2 separate regions of the Homo sapiens genome follow, and region 2 is linked to region 1. The links are chromatin loops, found by intact Hi-C in ENCODE. Cell type or tissue: endothelial cell of umbilical vein. All regions are shown on one strand. Each heading gives the region's core, and the rest is flanking DNA. Links, peaks and the distances in the headings are about the cores only.

Region 1 (12,505 bases), core at 1,924-9,923:
CTTAAACTGAAGTGTAGTAAAGTTATGTGCTTTTTGTGGGAGAAGTCCTAGGCCTCTCGCTTAGTGGTGTCCAGGTAGCTACTTAACCCCAAAGAACAATCTATACAATAAGACCTAGACTGGAAACACAAAGTTCTCTGTGAATCTCGTCTGAGATGGGTAATGTGGTGTGAGACCTTATGGCTGACAGGTGTCATAGCCACAGCTGGTTAGTGTCAGTTACTATAGACCCAGAGGTGCGTCTGTGCTTGTGAAATACTTGGAGGGAATTAGTATGTTATTGGCTTCTTTGGTTCCCTTATGCCTTTATGTCATGTCCCTTAATGGAAGAATTTGTACAGCTTTTCCTGTATTAAAAATAAAGAACTGGTATCATAACCTCTCCACACTTAAGGCCCTTCAGGGACTAAGACTTAGGCCTGACCTCAGCTCAGTGGCTGAGCTCATGGATCCCAGCCATGTTGAGCTGCAGAGCTAATCATACAATGCTAGAAGCACACTTGAAGGTGATGCGCCATCACCAGGTGGCTGGGTCCCAAGAGTCATCTTTTGCTGAGAAGCATGTGATGGGAACCTCTGGGCTCTGGGGTGTCTTCTGGGGCAAGCAAGCATTGGGGCAGGAGGTACAATAGTGCCTGAGCTACCCTTTGTACCTTCCTCTGCTCTGAGGATCCTAGACAACTTTGATCCATGTCAATGTCTTACTCGGCTTTTCAGACAACTGTGACCTTGGATTGCCCACTTGGCTATCTGTTATAAGTAAAACTTCCAGTTTGTTCTTTCACTCAATGTTTTGAAATCATTCATAAACTTCTCGGCTGTCATAAGGCCTCAGGAATCATTGGTATGAAGAATCTGGTTAGAGGGTATCGGAAGATACAATGACATAGCCATCAGAATGGAACCTTTAAGTCTGAATTCTTGGCCCTTAGAGCTTGGGCTATAATGTAGCCAGAGATCCATCTCATCCAAAACCAGACTGAAACACACGTTTCCGTATACCACTGTGTCTGAGTGATGCACGTAGGATCGTTTTCTGCTGGGATACGCACTGAACTGACAGCCTTGGTGAACATGAGGGAGATGGATGGACCCCAGTCTCTGCACCTAGTAGACCTTTGGTAGTTTACCCTGTTTCATGAAATGTGTGGCTCAAGTCTAGTTCTTTCACTGCGCACTGACACTGCCAGAAAAGGCCTTGGAACTTTCTGCAGTGGTTGTGTTGTTCATACTGCCTTGTGTGCAGGGGAGACTTAAGATAGAGGAAGGCTGCTCCCCTGACTAAAATGAGGTGCATTCTCAGAGGGGGCACCTGAATTTCCACTGGATGTGGGAAGCATTCCTCACCCAAGTCATACTACTTTAGATCCTGGATCTGAGTCATCCAGGACCCAACACTTGAGGTCTGGCCCCAGTGGAAAGTGATGGGAAGGTTGGTCCTCCAATCACAGCTTGCAAGATGTCCCTATGTGATCACTGTACCAGTGTCCATAGTAGGAGATGTTAACACCCAAACTCATTGTTGCTTATAAAGGTCTGTATATAGACACTAAGGTAAATGCGTAGCAAAAGGGCCAGGTGTTAGGGAACAGGTAGAAGGTGGACCAGTTCTCAGCTCCAGAAAACAAGCTTCAACAGTCATAGTGAGGCATCTGCATGCTTCAACCTGAATCTGAAATACTTAACACACTACCTATGCTCCCAGAATCCTCCAAAGTCCTCAAATTACATGTATATCTGATATCCACCTATCAACTAGATCAGAAACTTTTAATTGGATGCTCCTGTGTAATTTTTCATTGGGGGCTGTCCTGTGCACTGTAGGACTTTAAGCAGCACAATTTACCTTTTCTGCTAGGTGCCCATAGCAATTCCCTTCAACCCCTGAAGGGCTGTGATCAACATCTAGACACTTCTCCCTGGAAAGCAGAATTGACCACTTGAATACCTAACTAGGTTTCAAGAAACCATCAGCTGTCTTGGGGGTAGTTCTCTCATGGCACCTTCATGTGTGGAGTACTAGATGCCTGTGTGTTTTCTCCATGATCTTTGAAAGGTTGGAGAACAGACAATCTGAAGCTGAGCAATGCCTTCACAGAGGTGAACTCTCCCAGAAAAAATCCCTTCAAGGTAGCCCCTAGGGCCTGGGATTTAATTGTTCTCCTTTCCACGTTGAAGAATCCTCTTCACCACCGAGTCTTGGGATGCAATTGGCAGGTCCATACCCTTATGTCTTCACTGTGCGTGTCTTGGCATGGGCTTCTTACTGCTCAAGAGTCTGAATTGGACCATTCCCATAGGCCCCTCCACATATGAGTGTTCCAGATCTCTTCTATGTAATCATCTTCCGGGGTCTGACCAGTCAGTCCATTTTCCAATATATGGGACCAATTATCCTCAAATCCCTTATCCCGTAAGAGATGATCAAGTTTATTGATTGAACTTCTGCCAAATGAGAGGATTTTTTCCCCAATGACGACTTAGGGTGCCCTCAGAGAAGCTTTAGTGTCACAACAGTTTATACTCGGCTATCACATATTGAGTCAATCATCCATAAACCAGAACTTTACCCTTTGCCAGTTGGTCATAGAGATCTCCCCTTGAGGCTACAGGTATGAGCTGACAGATGCAGGTACTACAGAGCTTGAGGATGATGGGAGTCTGAGCCACCTAGTTTTGTGATTTAAATGTAGTTCTATGTTTATTTCCCTCACAACCTTGTTGTGCCCATGGAGCTTCTGCCTCTATGGGTCTCACAACACCCAGATCAGGCTAGGAAGTTCTAAAAGTTACTAGCTGTCTCATGGCCAAGAGCTCAGTCTCCAAGGCTCAGTAACATGGTTGAAGCTGACCTGAAGGGTAATCAGCCTTCTACTGGCAGACTTAGGCTAGAATCTTAATGGTCTGTAGTATTTTTACTAAAGTATCCCCCAGATGCCTCCCATGACCACCTCCTACCATGGATCTAATATGAGAGGCAAGGCAACATTTTAGAAGGCCAAGATTAGCTGCAGGGCCCTCATCTGATGAGGCCTCTTCAAAACTTATACCTGTTGGAGCCCACTAAAAATGGCTTACAGTAGTTAAGTGTGATACGCTGTATCAAATTCACAAACTCCTATTTTGAAAGTACACTGTTTATGGTAGGAGATAATCCAAGGAACTGTCCTTGAATTTGAAAGTTGGAAGTGATGTCCCTGCATGCCCTAGATACTTAAGCATTGTGGATAGACCCCTGAGTCTTGGTAGGCTTTCCCCTCCCTCTGGCACTTGGGTATGCTCCAGAGCACTGGCTGCTTCCTGATGGGTCTGACTTATGCCAATAATAAAGTGGCCCAGCGAGATCTCCTGTGAGATGCCAGCAAAACCAAGACTTCAGCCTATGACATTAGGACAGACCAGTAGAGTTAATACCGCCTGAGGACAAGACAATGTGTATTCCTGGCCTTACCATGAATAAGCCAAACTGAACTTGGAACCTCAATGAGGAGGATTTGAAAGAATGGATTTTCCAGAATGGCGGTAAGCCTCCACTCAATGTCAGAAGTGGTGGTTACTAGCAAAGATACCATAATGTTGCATGATGGCTATGCTAAATCAAATATATGGTAGTTCACTGTCATGTGACATGGAACTCCAAAAGATGAAAACCACAAGAATCTAGTCAAATGCAGAATGACATCCTTTCCATATGTGGCAGACAAGTGAACAGGTGCTGAAAAGGTTCCCTGTTGAGTTACCTTGAACCAGTGGTCAAAGTGAGGTTTTCTGTGCTGGAAAACCTTCGTAGCCTCGTGTCCAATTCAAAACACTTGTGTTTTGAGGATGAAACTAGGACCATTCTAACTTTTCAGAAAACATGGGCCCTTGAAGCAGCAGTTTCCATACTTTGGGGACAGATTCTTTATTGGCGTAGGTACATTACTGACCTAAAAATCCAGATTTCTCTAGGAGAACTGGGGTCCTAGTCCAGGATGCTGGCTACATGGACGGGCAAGGAGTGACCACTAGCTTGTCCTTAACCATTGCCCAGGCATGGGAGATCCCAGCAGCAACCATGCCGGGAGTGTCTGCAATGGCAGCTGGACTCTTGTTGGGCTTCTGATGCCTCATGAACTATGCCACATCCATCCACCTTCACTTGTGAGAATTGTCTTCCCAGAAGTAGGTCTTTCTGCCAGTTTGCATGTTTATTGCTAGAATGTACAAGGTTAAGCCAGTGAGGGAGGGGGAAAAGGTAGAGGCTGGGAGGGAAAACTCACCAGTTTAGGTTGTGAGCCACCTCCACTCAAGGTGTACCCAATTCTTTAGTGTTGGAAATACATTTAGCTTCTGGTGGCAAAACTCACTGGATTTCTCCTTAACTTCTATGCTCTTCGTTGTCTGACACTTGCACTGCCCCAATATGATCTGTAGGAATATTTGAGTATCCAAAAAGATCTTTAAGGTATCAAGTCACCTACTCTCACATGTACAGAAGATGTGCCAGATGCCAGTCTTCAATTCTTGTTTAAATTGGTCTTTCGGAACTCTAAAGTCAACTGCCACTGAAGTCATTGACTAAAGCTTCATTCACACATCTGTCCTTCCTCAGACTGGCAGATAAGATGGAGATGAACTTCACAAAGACCTTACTGGGAGGATTGTATGATGCTTGGGAGATTCAGAATGCAGACAGCATGTCCTCCTAATCAAGAAGCAGCCCTCACCGTTTTCAGAGCTGACAGACTACTGAGGCTCTCTGAAAAGCAGTTTAGTTTGCCATAAAGAGCCAGTCAATTTAATCCCTGGATGGTGTGAATTGCTCTGGGTGGCAGGAATGCTTTCCTGAACCTTTCTGATAAGGTCCTTGTGTTTTCTGACTATTCTCTAATCTGTAACTTTGGAAATGTGGATGGTGTCAATGTTTACAAAGGGGTGAGGCTGTATTCAAAACTTGCTGTCTCCTTAGTTGACCAGATCTTCATTGCTTAATACCTGAAAGGGATCCCGATACTAGAAGAAAGCATGGAAGGACTTTTTATGGGGGCTTGTGAATTGCCCTCTTAGGGGAAGACAGGAACCTCTCTGCCAGTCTCATTAAACCCTAATCACAGATCCTGGGTAGGCTGAGCTAGATGAAGAAACAGGACCTGTGGTATTTGGGGCAGGTGTTCATCGTATTCCTGCCAGCAGAGATGTGCTCTTGACATAAGTCAGTCACATGTCCTTGAGTCCTAGTCAGCACTGGGGAGCCAGTGTAGGGTGGATATAGATATGCAAGTGGTCTTACGTGGGTCCTGGCTGATCTAGAGTGGGGACTGAAATGTAGGGTCTACCTGCAGAATTGGATCCTTCATAGGCTTTTGGTAGAACCAGAGAGGGAAGAGAGGACAGCCTTTGGTGAACCTGTCAATGGGGAAGACTGAGTAACTGAGAACTGTTGATAGTTACTTGGTTATATGTAGTCTATGACCAAAAGAAACATCCGAGGCTTTATGATCTTCAAATAGTTTGAATACTTGGCCACACCACAGTGATAGGGCTTTTTTTTTTTTTTTTTTTTGGTCATAGAATGACTTAAACAGAATCATGATGCTTTGAATTCTCTACATATTTCATCTTTTTCTATACTTGAGTGATCTTGGCCCTATGGCTTAAACCTAAGAATCCTTGTTTGGTTCCCTTTTCAGGGAAAAGGTCTAGGCCTCCTGTTCACTGGTGTCCTGGTGGCAACCTGAAACAATGTTAAGGGATGTAGACTGGGGAACAGACCCCCATCAACCTTGTTGCAGGGACTGTGATAATGCACCGTGAGCCCTGTGGTTGGAATATACTGTTGCTGTGGTCAGTTATGGTTTCTGGGTACCCAGGGGGTAATTTTGGGCTTATACACCACTGACAGGGAATTGACACACTTGTGGTTTTTTTCCTTATCTCTTATGCCTTGTCCCTTGATACAGGAAGAAGTCATAGAAATTCCTCTTAAAGAATTGGCACTAATTTCTCAGCATGCAGAGATCCTTCAGGGACCAAGGTTCTCATGGTTGTCTGCTTCGTGATTGAAATGGATGTAGAACCCAGCTGTTTTGAGAGCCACTCATGATGGTAGCAGTGCCCATACCGCTAACACTCCACTCCCAGCTGGCTGGATATCAAGTCTTTCAGCTTCCTCTGACAGTGGACGTGTGTGATGGAAGCCTCTGGGCTCCAGAGTGTCTGCTGGAGTAATCACTGGGGCAGTCAGAACAATAGTCCCTGAGCTCCTCTTATCTTCCTCTGCTCATGTTGAGGTCTCTAGATGACTTCACTTCCTGTCAATGTCCTTCCCTTCTTAAACCACCATGAGTTTGCATATTCCACTTCTATCTACCAAGAACACTCTAGTTCATGACTGTCACTCAAGGAGGCTTTCAAATTAAGATTCACAAGTTTGCTGGCTCTGAAGTTTAGAGGCAATCTTTAGCTTGAAGAATCCCACCTGAAGGTTTAGGGAGATATAAGGACAGACATAAATGTAAATAACGGCAAGTAGATAGGAGTGTCTAGAACTTGGAGAGCTGAGATAATCTTGTAGAGGGTGCACTTCATTCCAACTGAATTCAAGACTACATCCTCTATATGCATCACAGGAACTGAGTCACACAAAAGAGTGCAGTTATGGAATTTGTGCTGTGGAAGCTGATGCCCTGGAGAATGAGAAATGGACCTCAGCTTGGCACTGACATGGAGAGAGATGTCTGTCACTTGATCTTTTTGTTGCCTAAAACTTGTGACTCAAACCATCTGTGTGGATGCACAATGCCAGGAAAGGTCTAGGTAATTCAGTAGCTGTGTATCTCACTGGCTTTAGAGTGTATTTAAGATAGGCTTCTCCCTTACTCATGATTCTCACCTTCAAAGAGCAACTCAGTTTGCATGACGAGGTAGTCAGAGTTGATTCGATCCCTGCGTGGTATGAACTGCTCCAGGCAGGAATGCTTTCCTGAACTCTTCTGATGAGGTCCTTGTGTTGCATCACTGTTCTCTAACCTGTATGAAAGTGTGCATATGTGGATATTTTTCCTAAATGAGCTCCTGGGGCTTCTGAATGTCCTGGCTCTTTCCCTGTCACTGAGGGACATCCTTTTCACCATTATGTCCTGGGACTTGCACCACAGCCATCGTGTCCTCATGCAGTACAGCCCAGTGTGGGTCTGAATGGCCTTCATGACTTCACATAGGCTACATGTGGCCCAATAGCATCCTATCTGGGCAGAGGCTGAGAGAACCTGCCCTCATGCTGCTTGTGGGTGAGTCCTTGGAGGACCGATTGCTGGCTCCTTTGCTGTGACCCCTGCACTGCTGACAGCTGTCCCAGCGTGTATTTGACTTCAACATGTCAAACTGACTATACGTTAGTTCCACTTACTAACATAGCACTTTCTGTTAAGACTTTACATTTCTAGAGCCTTCTAGGAAACGTGCTTAACCATACTACATAGCTTAGTTGATAGACATTTATCATGACTAAATTAACACTGACATTTGTAGAATTCCTAATCTTTAAAGAATTCCTGGTCTTATTTTAGGTCCAGGAGTCCATGTGCGGGACATGTTGTAGGTAAGCTGTGTTGTGGGATTGGTATACAGATAATTGTCACCTGGGTAATACATGTAATATCAATGGGTATTTCTTATCCTCCACCCTCAAGTAGGCCTCAGTGTATGTTGTTCCCCTCCCAGTATCTGTGGTCATCTTGTTTGGCCTCCCATGTAAAAAGAACATATGTATTTGTTTTTTCACTTCTGTGTTAGCACATCTAGAGGAATGGTTTCCAGCTCCATATTGCTGCAAAGGACATGACCTCATTCCTTTCTATGGCTTCATAGTATTCCACGGTGTATATGTACCACATTGTCTCTATCCAGTCTACCATCTGTGGGCATTTAGGTCGATTCTGTGTTTTTGATATTGAAAATAATGCTGGAATGAATAGACACATGCCTGTCTTCATGGCAGAACTGATACAGGACAGGTAAGGCCCAGAATTGGGGCTTAGCCCAGAAGGGGTTTTTGGCTTCATCCAGGAAAGAATTCAAGGGTGAGCCAATGGTATTAGACAGCTACTGTTATGGAGGTGGCAGGATAGGATACAGCAGTGGCAGAGGGTATAGCTCCTGGTGGAGCAGGGCTTATCCCATAGGCAGTGAGCCCAGAGTAGCAGCTCACAGGCACTTCTGTACTCATACCCCCTTTTACTATATGCAAATCAAGGGGTGGATTACACAGAATTTCCAGGAAAAAGGGTGGTAACTTCTAGGTGGTGAGGCTGTTGCCACGGAAGCGGGTGCTAACTTCTGGGCATTGCCTTGGCAACAGTAAACTGACATGGCACACTCGGGGTGTCTTATGGAAAGTTGCTTCTGCTAGCCCTGTCCCTATCTTCAAATTGGTCCAGTGTCTGAGCACCATCACCTGCCTCAGAATGATTTTATATTTCTTTGACATATACTTAAATGGGATTGCTGGGTTGAAGGGTAATTAAGTTCTTTGAGGAATTGCCACACTACTTTCCACAATAAAGTAATTGACACTCCTACCAGCAGTGGATAAGAGTTCCCTTTACTCACAATCTCAACTAGTATCTTACTTTGACTTAGCAGCCATTTTGACTTGACTGGTATAAGATGACATCTCATTGTGACATTCTGACCACAAACCAATGGCCACGGGAAACAACACTGAGACCATGAAGACATCCTGCTTTTCAATAAACTTACCTTTAAGAATTCTTCCCCCAACCTAGTAAGTCTATATCATGATTACAAGCCTTCCAACTCCCTCTGGTGTATTATTTTTTTTTCTCTGGAGGGTGGAAAAATCCCTACTTGTAATTAAAACAATGTTGCAACCTCACTAAACACAGAACAAATAAAAATCAGTTGCAAGAGTGACAGGGCTAGAAATCTAGGAAGTACACAAATCAAACTCAGTTGGATACATCAAATATGAGCAGCTTTGTCATGCCTAAATGAAGTAATTTTAAAAAACAATTCATACTACCAATTAAAATGGACCATGCAAAAGAAAATCATGCTTGCACATGATGAAAACGTTTATATACACACAAGCTACGTATTTGAGAAGCAATCTTAAACACTGAACAGCAGAAATGCACAAGAATATGTGGAAATAGTATGGGTTTTTTTATCCTGAGTCAAACCACAAAGGTTTCAGGTTAGAAATTTTGAAGTGTCTTGAATATTAACCATCGTGTGTTTTGGGTGGGGAGGGAAAGACTTAATAGCTTCTTTATGCCTTGTAAATTTCAAATTGTGATGTATTTTAACTGGAATGGCACAATTCCCACAGTCAGCAGTTTGCCCGTGCTGGTCAGAATATTATTGCTTCATTCCATTCCTTCACAATGCTCAGCTGAGGGAAGGTACCCCCTTAAAAGCCGTTTGTACTTTATAAGTCATTTGTACTTCAGAAGGGGATGTAATTTGAGTGACTTTCCCTGCCTGAATTAATAGGAACTTGAAGTATTTCCATTTTCAAACACCAGTCTGTGTCTCAAACCATAAAGCACACTGGTGGGTTGCAGATGTTAGCCTAAGACCTTCAGCAGTGCCTGTTGCATGGCCTCGTCAGCAGGTCCGTGGTCAGTGGCACCGCAGAATTGACAGCCTTTCTGCCATTAAGTACTGCAGATGGGCCCCTTTTCCTGGGGCTGTGCTCCTGCCGGAGGCTTTCCATTAAGACATCATTCCTTGTACGTTTAGGGCAAGATATACTGTCTTTAAGGTATAGGTGTGGAATACAGGGAACAAGAAGAGTACACTGTTACCTTCCTGTTTCCTGGAACCCAGGCTTGTGCAGCATGAAACTGGAGGTGAACAACCACCTGTGTCTGCAGGGAGACGTCTCCTGTGCACTACACACCCTCTAACACCGTAGGCCTCCTGTGGAGATTCTGCTGTTTCTGGTGTCCAGGTCCTGGCTGATTGTGTCCCAGAAGGCCAGCAAAGCCTCTAGGGCAGAAGTTGTCATGAAAACTGTATGAACCCCCTCAAGGAGAGCAGCAGAATGGTCCAGGGCTGGCAACACCACCTTGAGGAAGAGCCACTTTAGAGAATCCTTTGACCCTTTGCAGGGACATTTCCACCTCATCCATCTCAGACTTCCATAATGACTTCGAGATTCTGGTCTCTTCTGTCCTAGGAACATCCTTTCACCTTTCAGTAGTGAAGACAATCAGGTGTTTATGCATCTAACTTCTGACCTATATCTAGCTCTAAATCTTCATGCTGGGCTCAATGTCCCAGTAAAGCAAGTTAACGGTGGCAATCTTAAGGATGATAGAATTGCTATCTTCCAGGATTTCGGGCTGTCTTTGGCTTCTGCCCTCTTCGGACAGCATTCTGTCACTTGTGACAGATTCTTCATTGGGTCCCCTTTGCTGATTTTTTTGGTAAGGCAATTGTGCTAGGATTAGAAGCCTGCTGTCCTTCAGTTTCTGACATTTGTTTGAATTTTGTATTCCTGTATTCTCCCCTTGATGTGTCTGTTCTGTTCCTTGCTCCTTGCTTTCTCCATACTCAGAAATGAAACTTGAACACCTTTTCCAACTCACCGTGCTGGTAGGTGTATCTGTAGGCATTCTCTTCAAACCTCCAGGTATTGTGTACCACGCAGATGTTACAGCATAAGATAGACCGTAAAAGCCAACCTGTATCTGTCCCAGAAGTCATTGCTAAAGCAGGAAGGCCCACATGGAAAAGATGATGGCAATCCTGGATGAGTGTTTTAGTCTTTTCCAGAGATCTGCCATTAGCTGTGGGTCGATCGTGTCCTATGATGTGCTATAGTGTCCCAGATAGCAGAGAGGCTAGTGTGAGGTGGGTGTGACTGAGTGTGAGTTTCCAGCCCAGGGTGCTGGCAGATCAGGAGTGATGGTGGATGGGCTCAAGAGCCCTATTCATGGGAGTGGACTCTTAGCAGGCTTTCTGCAGAGCCCAAGATAAGAGATGGCCCTGAGCTGACCTCTGGTCTCTCAGTGATGTGTCATACTGTGCCTAATGAATCACTGGATATAAATGTCCCCATGACCCAAATGGATCTTGACATCTTCATGAAAAATTGTTCCAATGAAGTTTGAATACTAAGCTCAACCCAGGAGAAGGATTTGTTCTTGGATGTAAAATGGTTTATAGGGAGTCCTGACTATTCTTGTTCTGTGTCCTTAAATCCTTCAGTCTTCAACTCTTGATACCTGTTAATCATCTCTGCCTATGCTATAAACATAGGCATGCTCAAGTTAAGTGCCTCTATTGGGGAAAAGTCTTAGGGTTCAAACTTGGTGGTGTCCAGGTAGCTACTTAACTCCCAAAATCTAGACAAAGCACCTAATTGGGAAACACATGGCTCTGTGAATAGCTTCAGAAGACAGTAATGCAGCATGAGCCCCATGGGTGGAAGGCTTAACTCCTGCAGCTGCTTAGCACATTGGTTACTGAGGACCAGAAGGTACTTCTGGCCTTGTGGAACACTTGCAGGGAACTAATACAGTATTACCTGCTTTGATTTTTGTTGTTCTGTTGTGCCCCTGTTCTTAATGCAGGAAGTTGTACAAATGCCTCCACAATGAACTAGTGCTGTAACCTCTCACCATGTTTAAGGTTGCTCAGACAGACTCATATTTGACCTGAATCTTAGAACCTAGCCATTGTGAGCTGTCAAACCAATCATAGGAAAGCAGCAGTGCAGTGGGGGTGACACCCTGTCATTAGGTGGCTGAGTCCAAAATGTCCTCATCTATTGCTGAGAGGAAGTATGTATGTTGGGAGCTTCTGGGCTCCAGGGTGTCTGCTGGAGCAAGTGTGGGAAAGCCAGGACAGCTGTGCCAGAACTGCCCTGTGTGGCCTCTAGATGGTGTCATTATGTGTCGGTTTTCTCAACTATAAAACCACCGTGACCTTGGATTGTCCATATTATCATCCATCTGTTAGGTTTAAAAACTCAAGTTCTTCACTCTTCCACTAAAGGGTTTCAAATGATTCACAAGTTTTCCAGTCATCTTAAGGTTTTAAAGACTGTTGTTAGCATGAGGAATCAGATACAAGGTTTGAGGGGATAAATGGCATAACTGTGTGTAAATTACAGGAGGGACCTTAAATCTGGGATTTGGAGAGCTGGTAATACAAGGTAGCCAGAGGTCTATCTCATTTCCGACTAGATTCAAACATGTTTCCTTTCCTTGGGCTGCAGTTGAGTCACATGTGATACTGTGTATTAGTGATGGGATTTGTACTGTGACTGCCCTGGTGAATGTGAGATGTCTGGACTCCACCGTGTGCAGCTCAGAGTGGCCTTTGACAGCATAAAGCTGTTTCTAAAGCGTATGACTGACATCACTTCCATCATTTTGGACAATCGGTGTTGGAAAAGGTGGTGTCAGTACTTCTGGCAGTGGCTATGTGGTTCATATTGGCTTGTGTGCAGGGATGACTTAAAGGAAGTCTGCCCCCCACTGCCTGTGAC
Region 2 (12,505 bases), core at 2,576-10,575, 350 kb after region 1:
TAAAATTACTGAAGGTGCCAAATGGGACCAGAGAAGAAAGTAAAGGAGCAGAAAGGCATAGGGTATGGTGATCATGCCCCGATATACAGGGCCTGGCAATAGCAATGAGAGTGAATGTTCGTTGGGCTCTTGCAACATGCCTGACTCTGCCCTAAGTTTCTCATGTAATACAGTGAGGTCGCCCAAGTCACATGGTTCACTGCTGAAAAAGTCAGGCAGCCTGGCTTCAGTGGATCCTGCTTAACCACTATTCTGTTCCACCACAAACATAGTACATTCCCAGTAAATAATTATTGAATCAATTAAAGGGAGCTTTTTAGCAGGCACCAGGGATAGTCAGGATTTATGGGCTGCATTTTTAGACTCAAGTCCTTATGGGCAACACTGGCTACTGAACAGTGCTTGGGCTTTGAGGTTGGGCTTGGCTTCAGTGGTAAAGGGCTCGGTCTTTCCCAGCTTCATGTTTTTCATCTGAAGAATGGAGGCAAATTATCTCCTGGATTCATTAAGCTTTAAGCTGGGGTTCCATGGAGGAATAGGAGTGTTCCAATAGGGAGAGGGTGGAGAGGAGCAAATACGGGGGGAGGGGCTACAGGCAGGAGAGTGGTGTGTGCCAGTGCCATGCATTAAGTGGCATTGTGGTTGCTGGCAGGCATCTGACGAGGCTGCAGTGCCGAGAGTGAGAGGAAAGTGGCTTGAACTGAGGTCAGAGCCACTGGCCGGAGTGAGATCATGAGGGCCTTACAGCACTAATACTGGAGGCCCTGGATTTTGTTTTAGGGCAGTCACTACTAATTTAGTGACTTTGGTCAATAAATATCCTGACTGAGCCTTGGCTTCTTTTCTTTATAGAGTGTCACTCTGTCGCCCAGGCTGGAGTGCAGTGGCGCCATCTTGGCTCACTGCTAGCTCTGCCTCCCGGGTTCACGCCATTCTCCTGCCTCAGCCTCCCGAGTAGCTGGGACTACAGGCACCCGCCACCACACTCGGCTAATTTTTTTGTATTTTTAGTAGAGACGGGGTTTCACTGTTTTGGCCAGGATGGTCTCGATCTCCTGACCTCATGATCCACCTGCCTCGGCCTCCCAAAGTGCTGGGATTACAGGCGTGAGCCACCGCGCCCGGCCAAGCCTTGGCTTCTTTAACTCTTCAGTTGGATTGACAGTTGTCACAATAAGCGGAGCAGGCAGGTATCTAATCTGATGATGGCATTTTCAACAACACTTGGTCTTCTAGCCATAAATTGCTGTTCAGAAGTAACTAAAGCTTTGGTGTGGTCATCAACCCTGAATAGTTTGAAACAACAAACTTTTCCTCCCAGGTTGATTAGCATCTTTTCCCGTTAATCCTATCTGGTTAATATTTAATCCTTAAAATTTCCCAAACTTCTTTAACACTCAATCAATCATTTATAAATTTCCAAAAGAACAACATTATTAACATCAATAACAGCTGTGATTCACAAGTTTCTCTTGAGCCTCATTATTGGGCTTCAGAAACAAAGACTTTCGTTTCTCAGAAAGTCTTTGTGATCATTTATCTGAGACAGCACATGGCCTGACCCCTCAGCCTCAGACCTGAGAAAGGATTCCTGGCTCCTTACCTGCTAATGGCAAGTGGAATCTCTTGAGTATTTTGGTTTTCTAACAGATGAGTTGATTCAGGCTTCCTCTGGTTATGAGGAACTATATAAAACAGTGACATAATTTGGTCAGGTTGCAAAAGAAAAATAATTGAGAACCATTAGAAGCCCACTGGAACTACTATAATTTCCTCCAAGTAATCTCTGATTATTAGAAGGGGGCTCTTGATGGTCGGTGGAAACTATAACTCATGTATTCTACGGCTCTTCTGGCTCCTCAGAATGACTTTTGCTCTGAGGTTATAAAAATCACTTTTAATATTTACAAGCTAGAACACATCATTGAACCTCCCAAAAATACAGAATATTACATTGGAAGGTATTTAGGGATTATTCTGGACCCGTGATTTTAAAAGATTTTTAGCTTCCTCCTCATTCATTCATTCATTTATATCATTCGACAAACATTTACTGAATAGCTACTATGGGACAAGTACTCTGCCAGAGTCTGGGAATACAGTGGAGAAAAAGACAGACATGGTTCGTACATTCTAATGAAAGGAAACAGAAAATAAGCATGCAAGTAAGTCGATAAGAACATTTCTATTAGGCAGTACCGATGATATAAAGGAAATAAAGTACTACTTTGGGATACAGAGTGACTATACGTATGGCTAAAAAAGACCTTTCTGAGAGATGGCATTTGAGCTGAGATCTTAAGAAGAAGAAAGTTAAACAAAAGGACTGTTCTGGCAGATGGAGGAGATTGGGGTGCACAGCTCGTCATGGCGCTTGTATTCTCACGCCCTCTTGTGACAGGGCAGGTGAGCTCCTAGGGTTCTCACGTAGACCAGCAGTCCCTAGCTAGGTTCCGACCAGGGATACAGTTTCTCAATTTTTTCCCCCCTCGATCATCAAGTTTTTAAAAGTTCTGCCAACCATACAATCTGGAGTTATTTAGTAATTACATATGCAATTTATGTTCCTGCTTTTTATTTTCTTTTCATCACAGATAGATTTAACTAGCCATCCAGAATTGCCAAGGGCACATCATAATACTATGATATAAAATCTCATAAAACACTCTCCCAGCTGTGACCGTAAGTAATAAAGCTAAGGGTGCATACAGGCACCAACATGTTTTAATTGTGCTTGTTGCTCTGTACTCTGCCCAAGGTTCATCACAAACTGGATACCTTTGATCGAAGGACCGTGATTACTTGAAATGTGAGTCAGTGACTGGTCCATGAATCATGCATCCCATAAAATCATTTCATGTCATCAATAGCGACCCAGAGTATCTGCCCCTCTTGAGCTGAACAATGCCACATTGTTGTGTTAATAATCATTGTTGTGTTGCCTGATGAAACAGTACCTGAACATTTTAGTTAGGAGGTTGAGCTGTATTGTCGGAAAGGGCATGGTTTCAGTTAGGTTTTTGAATTATTTAGGCCTGCCAACAACTCCTACTCCTCCATCAGGGACCCATGGGGAATCCATAAACCCAAGTTAGGCCTCACTTCAAGTTTAGCTTTGTCAATATGCAGAGAAGAGCAGACCTGAGCCTCACAAATGAAATACAACTTGACCAAAACCACTCAGTGATTTGGTGGCAGGCCTCTGAAATCCTAACCTAATGTTGCTCTGTTGAACGATGCTGTCTTTTGTGAACTCTTTGGGCTGTGATGCAGGCCCTTTGGCTCTGGACATAATTCATCATTCTAGAAGAATGGAGAACAGTATTTCACAGGTGAATATGAAAGTACTACCTGCTTAGCATCCTGCCATTTAGGATATGAGTGACTGTTGGATTGCATGCTTGCATAATGACACCAACACTTTAGAGGTATGGGCACGTGTGTACATGTATGTGTGTGTGTGCATGAAAGAGCCACGTGTGTGTGCATGGGTGACATCAGAGGCAGAGATCCCAAGAGCTTTTTTGGAGCAGGGGACTAGTTATGTCTTTCCAAAGTGGCAGAGGGTGACAGTGTAATGCCTTTTGGACAGTAGCATATGGCTAAAGAAAGACATCTGGCCTATCCTGGATTTAAATCACCCTGTTTAGACTAGAGGACTCTGAGGTCCTGGGGATGTATGTGTGTGCATCAGGATCACGTCATCGTTCACACACATACATCCCCATCCCAGGCTTCCAAACAATCAATCCTTTTTAATAACCATGAGCACTGTAGATCTAGAAAGAGAACCTAGTCTATTAGTATTAGGGTAAGAAAACAAATGTAAACAATTCACCTTTTTCTGCTTCAAGGACCTGTATTGAATTAAAAAAAATAAAATTTACTGACTCTTGATGACAGAGAATTTAATATAACACCATGTGTGTTTTTAGAGCATTTGGTTGGCAGACTTTTGGTAAAACTTTTGTTAGCATAGTTCGTAGTTTTAAAAAAATCTACAAATAATTCTTCATAAAACTAAACAAAAATCAAAATTTTGTAATCAATGTGCGAAGGAACAGACAAGTCCACAGTCGGCTGATGGGACTATCAATTGCTTTTACGCTTTTAGAAAGGAATTTACCATAATTATCAAAAACCTTAGAAATACTCTTATTCTTATCTCAATAATTCCATTGATGAGACTCCTTTTCTAAGATACAACCTGAAATCTGAGCCAAGTTCTATGCACAAAGATGTTCATTGCATCATTACTTTTACAGAGTTAAATCACTGGAAACAATCTATGTGCCCAGATAACTGAAAATTAATTTTGGTGCTATACTCACTTATTGGAATATTATAAAGACATTGTAAGTATTTATGTAGAGAATGAAATAAGATTATACTGTAAGTAGGCACCCATGTTACATTAAAAGTTTGGAATAAAAACTGGACCCATGATATATTTTTATGCAATTATATTTTATATCCATGTATATTTGTGTGTATGCAGAAAAAATGATTTGAAGTGATATGATAAACTATTAAAGGTTGTACTTAAGCAATAAGGCTACGGTTAATTTTTTCTTTATACTTGCTCTGAAATTTCTATTTTTAAAAATAAGCATGGAAATATTCACATTATCCTTTTTAAATGTAGCCATTTATCTTCCCAAACATTTTCTTTCTCTTTCTTCCTTATGGTGGTAGAATTCTTGATCATCCTTCATTATGGAAATGTTCATGCTTATTGGGCTTGTATCTTTGGGCCCTATTCTACTCTACCCTTGAAGAAGCAAAAAGCATTACAGTAGATACAGTGTTTGCTGTAGTATTTATTTAACTGCAAATAATTTTATGAAGTCCATTTATATATTGCATCAGTTGAAGAAGACCTCAGGTATCATTTAGATAAGAACTGCTTTAACCAGGGGGATGAAAGAGATCATTGAATGGCCTGATGGGGTCCATGAACCTTCTGCAATGAAAAGCTAAATTTTTTTCTCTATAAGTATGTGCATATATTTTTTCTTTTTCTGGGGAGATAAAGGTTTATTATACCTTTCATCAAATTTTCAAAGTAGTGTGAGGTCCATTAAATGTTAAAAACAGTTGGTTTACAGATGAGGTCCCAAAGGGTCATGCCATTCTCCTAGATTCCTGCAGTCATCTGAAGGCTAAACTAACCCTGAGCCCAGCTCTCCTGACTCATAGTTGCTTCATAGATAAGAAACTTTTGGCAACAAATTGCTTAGAGAGGCATTGTATGCCTCCCTCTGAAGCTAGCCAACAGAGAAGGCTTTTTGTTTCAAAGACTTTGGCATTCCCTAGGATTCTGGAAAGAGGACATACATTTCATTATGGACAGAAAATCAAAGAAAATCTATAGGCTAAGTAAAAAGAGTAATGAATCCATTCTAGTGGGTGGTTTGAAAGTATCCCTACTGAGTCTCCCCCAGGACTTTGAACCTGGCTGTTCAAAGTGCTCAATCGGATGCAGTGATTGCTCTCAGGCTTGTCAAAGGGGAGAGGAAGAGGAGATGAGAACAGTGCAGAGAAGCCCTCTATCTGGGGGAGCAGTTGTTTTATTTAATTGAGACCAACCAACTTTTGGTTTGAGGGCTCTGAATTTAAAATCAAATGTAGTTAGAAAAGTAGCATGAAATTGCTCATTTTTCTTCTGTAACTTTTTTATTGTTAGAAAATAAACATAGTCAAGTTAAATAGTAGTATCTCTTTTATTACCTCTCTCCCTCTTTCTCCTTCCTTTTTTCTTTTCCTTTTTCCTCCCTCCTTCCCTTTTCCTTCCTCCCTTTCTTTCACCTTCTCTGCCCCCTCCTTTCATTCCTTCCTTCCGTATTCTTTTTAGTTATTTTAGTTCAGAGCTAATTCTGTATTTTTTTTAAGGCAGAGAGACACGGCGGTGGGGAAGACACCTAGACTTCGGGATTTCCAGGACTGGCCCTATCTCCTGCTGGGTGTGAGGACTCTGGCCAAGTTTGCCACCTCTCCGGGGTTTCATTTTTCTCTTAGGGCTTTGTGAGTACAAAATGAGACAATGAGTCTTTCCTTTCTGTGAAAACTATAAAATGCCATATGAATTTGAGCAGAGGGAGGTAGCACATAAAAGATTCTAGTCCACAAGACAGTGTTCAAGCAAGCACTGAGCGCAGGCACAAGCACAGCTTGCCCTGATGGGCTTTTGTTATGAAGAAATGGTCTTGAATCTCAGCCTAAACAAACAATGGGGAAGCGTCTTGGCAAAAGATAAGGAGCAAGAATGTGTTTTTGCACTAGACCTTCTTGTTCTTTAGATGATATCAACTTCTAGCAGAATGCCAACTAAAGTTGCAAAGAAAACAAACAGTTCTGCACATTTCCTGCCATCTAAGGCTGACCCCCCATCTCCCAATTCTTTTTTGCCTGTTTGTGATTGGAGGGCCTACTGTCCTCTCAGACTGACCAAAGGGTTATGATTTGCGGTCATCGTCATCGTGAGCAGCACCCAACTACTACTCGAGATACCCAGGCCTAGCTTACAGGAAGCAGGGGACGGAGTCCTGTATTCAGGCACCTTGGATGTGTGGGTTCCCCCAGCAGCTGAGCATCACCCCAGCCTGCTCCTTCCAGGTGACACTAAGGAAGTGCAACCCCTCCCAGAAGAGCATGAGCCTGGTGAAGTCCTCAGTGGAACCAGAACTGTTCTTCTCGTCAAGCAGTTATCTATGTTATCTTTCTTGGCACGATTGTCTTATGGATTAGGGAGATTAGGGGTAATAAATGTCTCGTTTGAGTGACAAGCTGGAAATGTGACTTTTTGATTTTAACATTCTCATAAAACCAACAAATGAAAAAGAAAGCAAGGAAAGACATTCACGTCTACTATATAGATAAGAGCATAGGTCAAACACAAAGACAAGAACAAAATTCCTTAGAGTCCAGTGGGAGTGAGGTGAGGCCACTTGTGTTGTTGGACAGTCTTCATCAGTCATGGTGACCCCACTATCCTCGTAGGGAACTTTGTCTTTGGGCACTGAAGGGAGTCAATACCCTTGGAAGGCTCTACTATAGGTTTATCTCACATGACTTTTATGCCATTTATTTAGCCTCCACTGATCACCTGGCCATTTGTGCACTACTTACTTTTGACTTTATCACATCAACTTTGCACAGAAATGTACCCATCCCTATTTTATTTTATTTTTATTTATTTAATTAATTTATTTATTTTGAGATGGAGCTTCGCTCTTGTTGCCCAAGCTGGAGTACAATGGCATGATCTTGGCTCACCGTAACCTCTGCCTCCTGGGTTCAAGCGATTCTCCTTCCTCAGCCTCCCGAGTAGCGTGGCTGGGATTACAGGCATGCGCCACCACACCTGGCTAATTTTGTATTTTTTGTAGAGATGGGGTTTCTTCATGTTGGTCAGGCTGATCTTGAACCCCTGACCTCAGGTGATCCGCCCACCTCGGCCTCCCAAAGTGCTGGGATTACAGGCGTGAGCCACTGCACCTGGCCCCCATCCCTATTTTATGGCTGAGGAAACAGAAACTGGGATGAGTAAGAGCATTTTCTGAAGTTCACAAAGCGAGTAGGTGGCACGGCAGGATTCCTACCCAGGTCTTGTGCAACTTTGGATCTCATATTCCTTCTACTTTGCATTCCTGTATTTCTTATGAAGGACAAATAGCAAAGTGCAATACCATTTCTAACACTTGATTTCTGTAATGCTGAAGGCTGGAAGCCATCAGTCGATACTGTATATCTTCCATGTGGAACTGGGCACGTTCTTCCTATAACAAATGAACCCTGAATGACCATGGTGGCCAAACAGGATCTTGGTTTAAAATCTGGAGCTAAGCTTGTTTTACTTTGGCTTTCTTATCTTTAAAATAGAGATACTAATGCATTTTGAGCATAGCTATTGTGAGAACTAAGTGTAAGTATCTGAAGCAAATAGAATCTTGCCTATTGCAGACATTTAATGCCTCAAAATTCCCTTCTTTGCTTCCAAGGATAAAATTGCTACTTACCTCACTTAAGTCCCTTAAGCTTATCTGACTGCAAGAAAAAGAAATACGGTGTTACATAAAACACAGTTCATAATGACCAAGATAAAATCATTCTGAGCCTTACAAACCTTTCATTACATTTTCATTGCCAAATTAACAGCCCATAGTCCAGTGAGATATTTATCACTCTTCCATAAAACTAAAGCCAGGTTATTTTTCTCATAATTTTCTAAGGAAAAGACAAAGTTAAGAGCCAAAATAAAAGGTGGTGATAGAAAGGACATGAATAAACGTGCATCTTATTTTGGGAGAAATTAAAAAATCATCATTTCTCCTGACATTTGATTTCCTACGTCAAGTTTCATTGGCACAGTCAGACCTATTATTAACTTGGTTTTAAAGCTCTTAGTTTTTCACTTTGAGGGAACATAAAGAGTTTTCAATATGAAGCTGTCAGGTGCAGTGGGGTCTCAGGAAAGCAAGTGTAAGAGAGAATGCTGATAAAGAACGAAGATCTGAGACAGGAGAAAAACATAAAATTGAATGGTAGAGAAAAAATCCAACATGGAATTGAATAATATGAATTTTGGAAAGGTCTCTGACTAAACTTCAAGCTTTTCATTTTATCAGCAAGTCAATTAACTTCTCTAAACCTCACTTTTTTTCATCTGCAAAATGGCAACAAGAGTGCTCATGAGTGTTAATGTGAGAATTGCTAGAAATAAAAAGTAACAAAGTTGGGGCCTGGTGCAGTGGCTCATGCCTGTGATCCCAGCACTTTGGGAGGCTGAGGCAGGCTGATCACTTGAGCTCAGGAGTTCCAGACCAGCCTGGCCAACATGGTGAAACCCTGTCTCTACTAAAAATACAAAGATTAGCCGGGTGTGATGACACATGCCTGTAGTCCCAGCTACTCGGGAGGCTGAGGCAGGAGAGTAGCTTGAGCCCAGGAGGTGGAGAGATTGCTGTGAGCTGAGATCATCCACTGCACTCCAGCCTGGGTGACAGAGCGTGACTCCATTTCAAAACAAACAAACAAACAAACAAAAAACAATGTTGGGCATTCAGTGTGCATCGTTGTCAGAATGTGGTCAAAGTTTGGTGAAGAAACTATGAAGGGAGTGGAGTGAGGGTATATGTTCCACTTCCCCAGTTCTGTCAGTGAAAACACTGGATCTGAAGAATATGGGAGTATTAAGTGTGCAACACTGATCACAGTTGAAGGCTATTGATCTAGAGTTTTAGGAGTCAGGCTATATCAGGATTCCAGAAACACACAGTACTCAGATGCTAGATCCCAGTGTCGGATCTGCAAGCAACAGGCAACTGTACCAAGGTTCCACGGTTTTAGCCTCTTACATCTTACCCCCTGCCTCCCGCTTTTAGTTGGAAACCTGAGAAGACAAAAGAGATCTGAATAGAGGTAATGAAGTAGAACAAACACCCAGAGTATTAATTATTTTGGGGTTAAAATGTGGCTAATCTCAGTATTTAATGTTTAAGAAGCCAGTGTATTAAAGATACTGAAAGATTGGCTGTAGGGCTTCAATTTAAAATGTAGATTTGAAGTTACAAGTGTCAAGATGTGTTTGTCTCCATTTTAAAGAGTTTGAAGTGTTTAAGATAAATTAAAATTTTCTATATTTATACATTTACTTTCTTGGATTTACAGAAATTGTTAAAGTTTTGCTGGCTAGCATTTAAACCTACCCTGTCAACATTAGAAGTACTTAAAAATCAAAGAAATTAAATTTATAAATATATTTCAAATATTTAAGGAGATTTAAATGAGTTTGTTAAACAGTTTTACTAAGATTCTTTAACCTATTTGACTTGAGTTGGTTGAACATTTGTTGAAGACTAAGCAGAGTGATTGTCTTTCTGTTTGGATAAAATCACCTGATTTATAAATAGAGCAGTGCACTTTATAGATGGAAATCTGAGGCTTCAGGAAAGCTCGGGTTTGGAATTTGCAGCTTTAATCAATGGAATTTTCACTGAGAACCCAAGTGATTGTAAGAAGGCATTTCTGTGTAGACCAGAGTTTCTTACTCTTTGAGAGCTTTGAACACATGTGTGTCCAAGTTCTGTCTGCTGAAGATGGCGAAAAAAACCATGGTCATTAATTTTTTTCACATTTTTTCCTATGCATAAGAGGTCCTCATTATAAATGTAAAGATATTACCTTTTACTATAAATATAGGTCTCTCCAGGAATGCCTTAGTTTTTGGCTTAGTTTTAAATGAATTGAATTTGATTCTTGCTCTGTCATCTGTGGGCTCTGTCACCCTGGATAAGTTAAATTCTCTCTCTGAAGCTTAGTTTTCCCACCTGTAAAACTGATAAATCTAGACAGTAGTGAAGAGAATTGCTGAAGATTCTAATGAAAGAATGTGACGTGAAAGCTATTTGGAGTGAAATAACACTCTACATTTGCAGAACATTTTAATGTTCACATTTGCTTTGAAATTAAACTTTTTATCCTGAGATAAAATTATGGATTTTTTATCCTTAGATAGAATTATGGATTCCCATGCAGTTGTAAGAAATAATACAGACAGTTCCTATGTGCCCTATACCCAGTTTCCCCCAATAGCAACAACTTGGAAAACAATAATAATGATGTTTATACTTTAAAATCAATACTTTCCATTCATAAATACAAATGTGTATATCTCTATAACCATACTTTCTCTTTTAAAAGACCACGGTTTCTCGATATCTATAAAGACTTTTTGTTTTCACTTCCCAAATCATCAGAGCATACATTTTTGCGACAGAGATTGTTTGAATTGATGTGATGCCAGCATTGCTGGTTGTAAAGAGAAAACTGGCTGGCCGTGTTGCTTCACACCTGTAAATCCAGCACTTTGAGAGGATAAGGCGGGCGGACTGCCTGAGGCCAGGAGTTTGAGACCAGCCTGGACAGGAGTGTTAGAGAGACCCCTGTCTCTACTTAAAAAAAAGAAAGAAAGAAAGAGAAAGAAAGAAAGAAAGAAAGAAAGAAAGAAAGAAAGAAAGAAAGAAAGAAAAAATGGAAAGCCATAGTTAGGCAAGTGGGTGTTTTGTTTCTTAAATATTGGGTGCTTCATTTAAATTATATTTTGGCTGAACCCTGCACCTTTGGCCATTGAGTGTACTGAAGCTTAAAGGACATATGGGACAATGAACCCTCGATTTCTTAATTTTTATCAGTAAATTGGAGATAGTAATTTTTTTACAGTGCTGTTGTGTGACTAAATGAATTAATACATATAAGATCCCAAACCGGGCCTGGTGTGTAGTTACGACTCAGAAAATGTTGTTGATTACTCTTGCTGTTACTCAGGATGATTTTATTTGGTGCATGGACCACGGTATTAAAATTACAATGGATTCGTAGTAGAAAAGTTATTCCCTTTTTAATTGTCTTTCAGATTATGTCAAAGAGAAAGGCTCAGTGCAGTGGTTAGTAGATATGAAACACTGTTCTAATATTTGCTTACCTTCCCTTTTATCAGAGGTAAAATTCCCCAGAGCTCAAAGTTTTGTTTTGAAGCTATCTGTATTGAAGTTATTTATAATAATTATATGTCTTTCTTTTAAGTAAATTTATTTAAGTTGAAAAAAATGAGCAGAGCAGAAAAAATAATTAAGTACATGGATATTGTAAAAATCATAATAATGGTACATAAGTGGCTGAGAATGTCCAACCAACATTCTCCAAACTTCGAAGTTCTCTTCTGGTTTTGAGTTGTCAATGAATGACTGGGGTGACGTTTTCCTTTACTGAAGTGCTTCAATTCAGTAATTGTTTCGTGAAACCAAGGCTTAGCTTTAAAAAAGAGAATAGCAGAGCTGGCAGAGACAAATGGGGCCTGAAACACAATAGCTGGAACCACAAAGACCATCCAGGGTGAGCACAGCCCACTGCAAAAGGCTGCAGCTGTCTAACTGCCTACCATTGATACAGTTGATTGCCAGATGTAAATCATGGCTTCTGCCTTAGGGAAGGCAACTCATCTCACTCACAGTGCCTTACCAACAGCTGGCAGAGACGGAGCAGGCACTCTCCTGCATGGTTCGGCTGCAGAAGCTCTGATTGCCAATGTTCCTTCTGTTTTCAGAGCAATATCCTTCTGTGGTTGATTACATGGGACTTGGGCATCACTAATGATGATATTACCACCCATGTGGGCCCTGCTAAAAATGAATTTGAAAGCACATCTCTCTTTCAGAGGCAAAGCCATGTCATTTATCGTGGTATCCCCAGTGTCTCCTATGGGGCTGTGCAGGTTTTTGCCCCATCAATAGTCAAATGTCAACCCTGTGACTTTAAGTTACCTAACTTCTCTGAAGCGTGGTGACCTTAGGTGCCCAGTGAGTATGGAAGTACTATTTATTGGGCACATGTGCCATCCACTGGGCTTGGTACTTTACTCTTCTGAGGCTTAGGAAACATACTTTACAGGGCTGCTGGAAAAATTCAATAAGAGAAAATATAATTACTCTCTTGAGGTGTTTTGGTG

The links. Hi-C counts contacts between places; a loop is a spot of excess contacts. Peaks named below come from ENCODE experiments on the same cell type or tissue, not always from the same donor. Only the 100,000 strongest peaks of a DNase experiment are listed, where the experiment ranks them.
Region 2: a loop joins it to region 1, with 7 times the contacts of the local background. A loop is called at or near these places in 3 of 110 quality-filtered maps.

What each region holds. Positions count from the first base shown.
Region 1 is chr4:10,174,983-10,187,487 of GRCh38, forward strand. No RefSeq gene overlaps it. Among named protein-coding and RNA genes, the nearest start is that of WDR1, 64 kb to the left of the region's middle. In endothelial cell of umbilical vein, for the core only: no CTCF peak of the experiment used is centred there; DNase peaks (open chromatin) are centred at 6,289 and 6,389; H3K27ac peaks cover 2,343 bases.
Region 2 is chr4:10,524,238-10,536,742 of GRCh38, forward strand. CLNK (cytokine dependent hematopoietic cell linker) reads right to left here. Exons shown (of 19, transcript NM_052964.4): 12 at 8,019-8,046; 13 at 3,839-3,857; 14 at 1,604-1,685. It overlaps LOC105374482 (a long non-coding RNA gene), which reads left to right. Exons shown (of 3, transcript XR_925387.4): 3 at 5,893-5,948. Among named protein-coding and RNA genes, the nearest start is that of ZNF518B, 73 kb to the left of the region's middle. In endothelial cell of umbilical vein, for the core only: no CTCF peak of the experiment used is centred there; DNase peaks (open chromatin) are centred at 5,234 and 6,274; H3K27ac peaks cover 2,341 bases.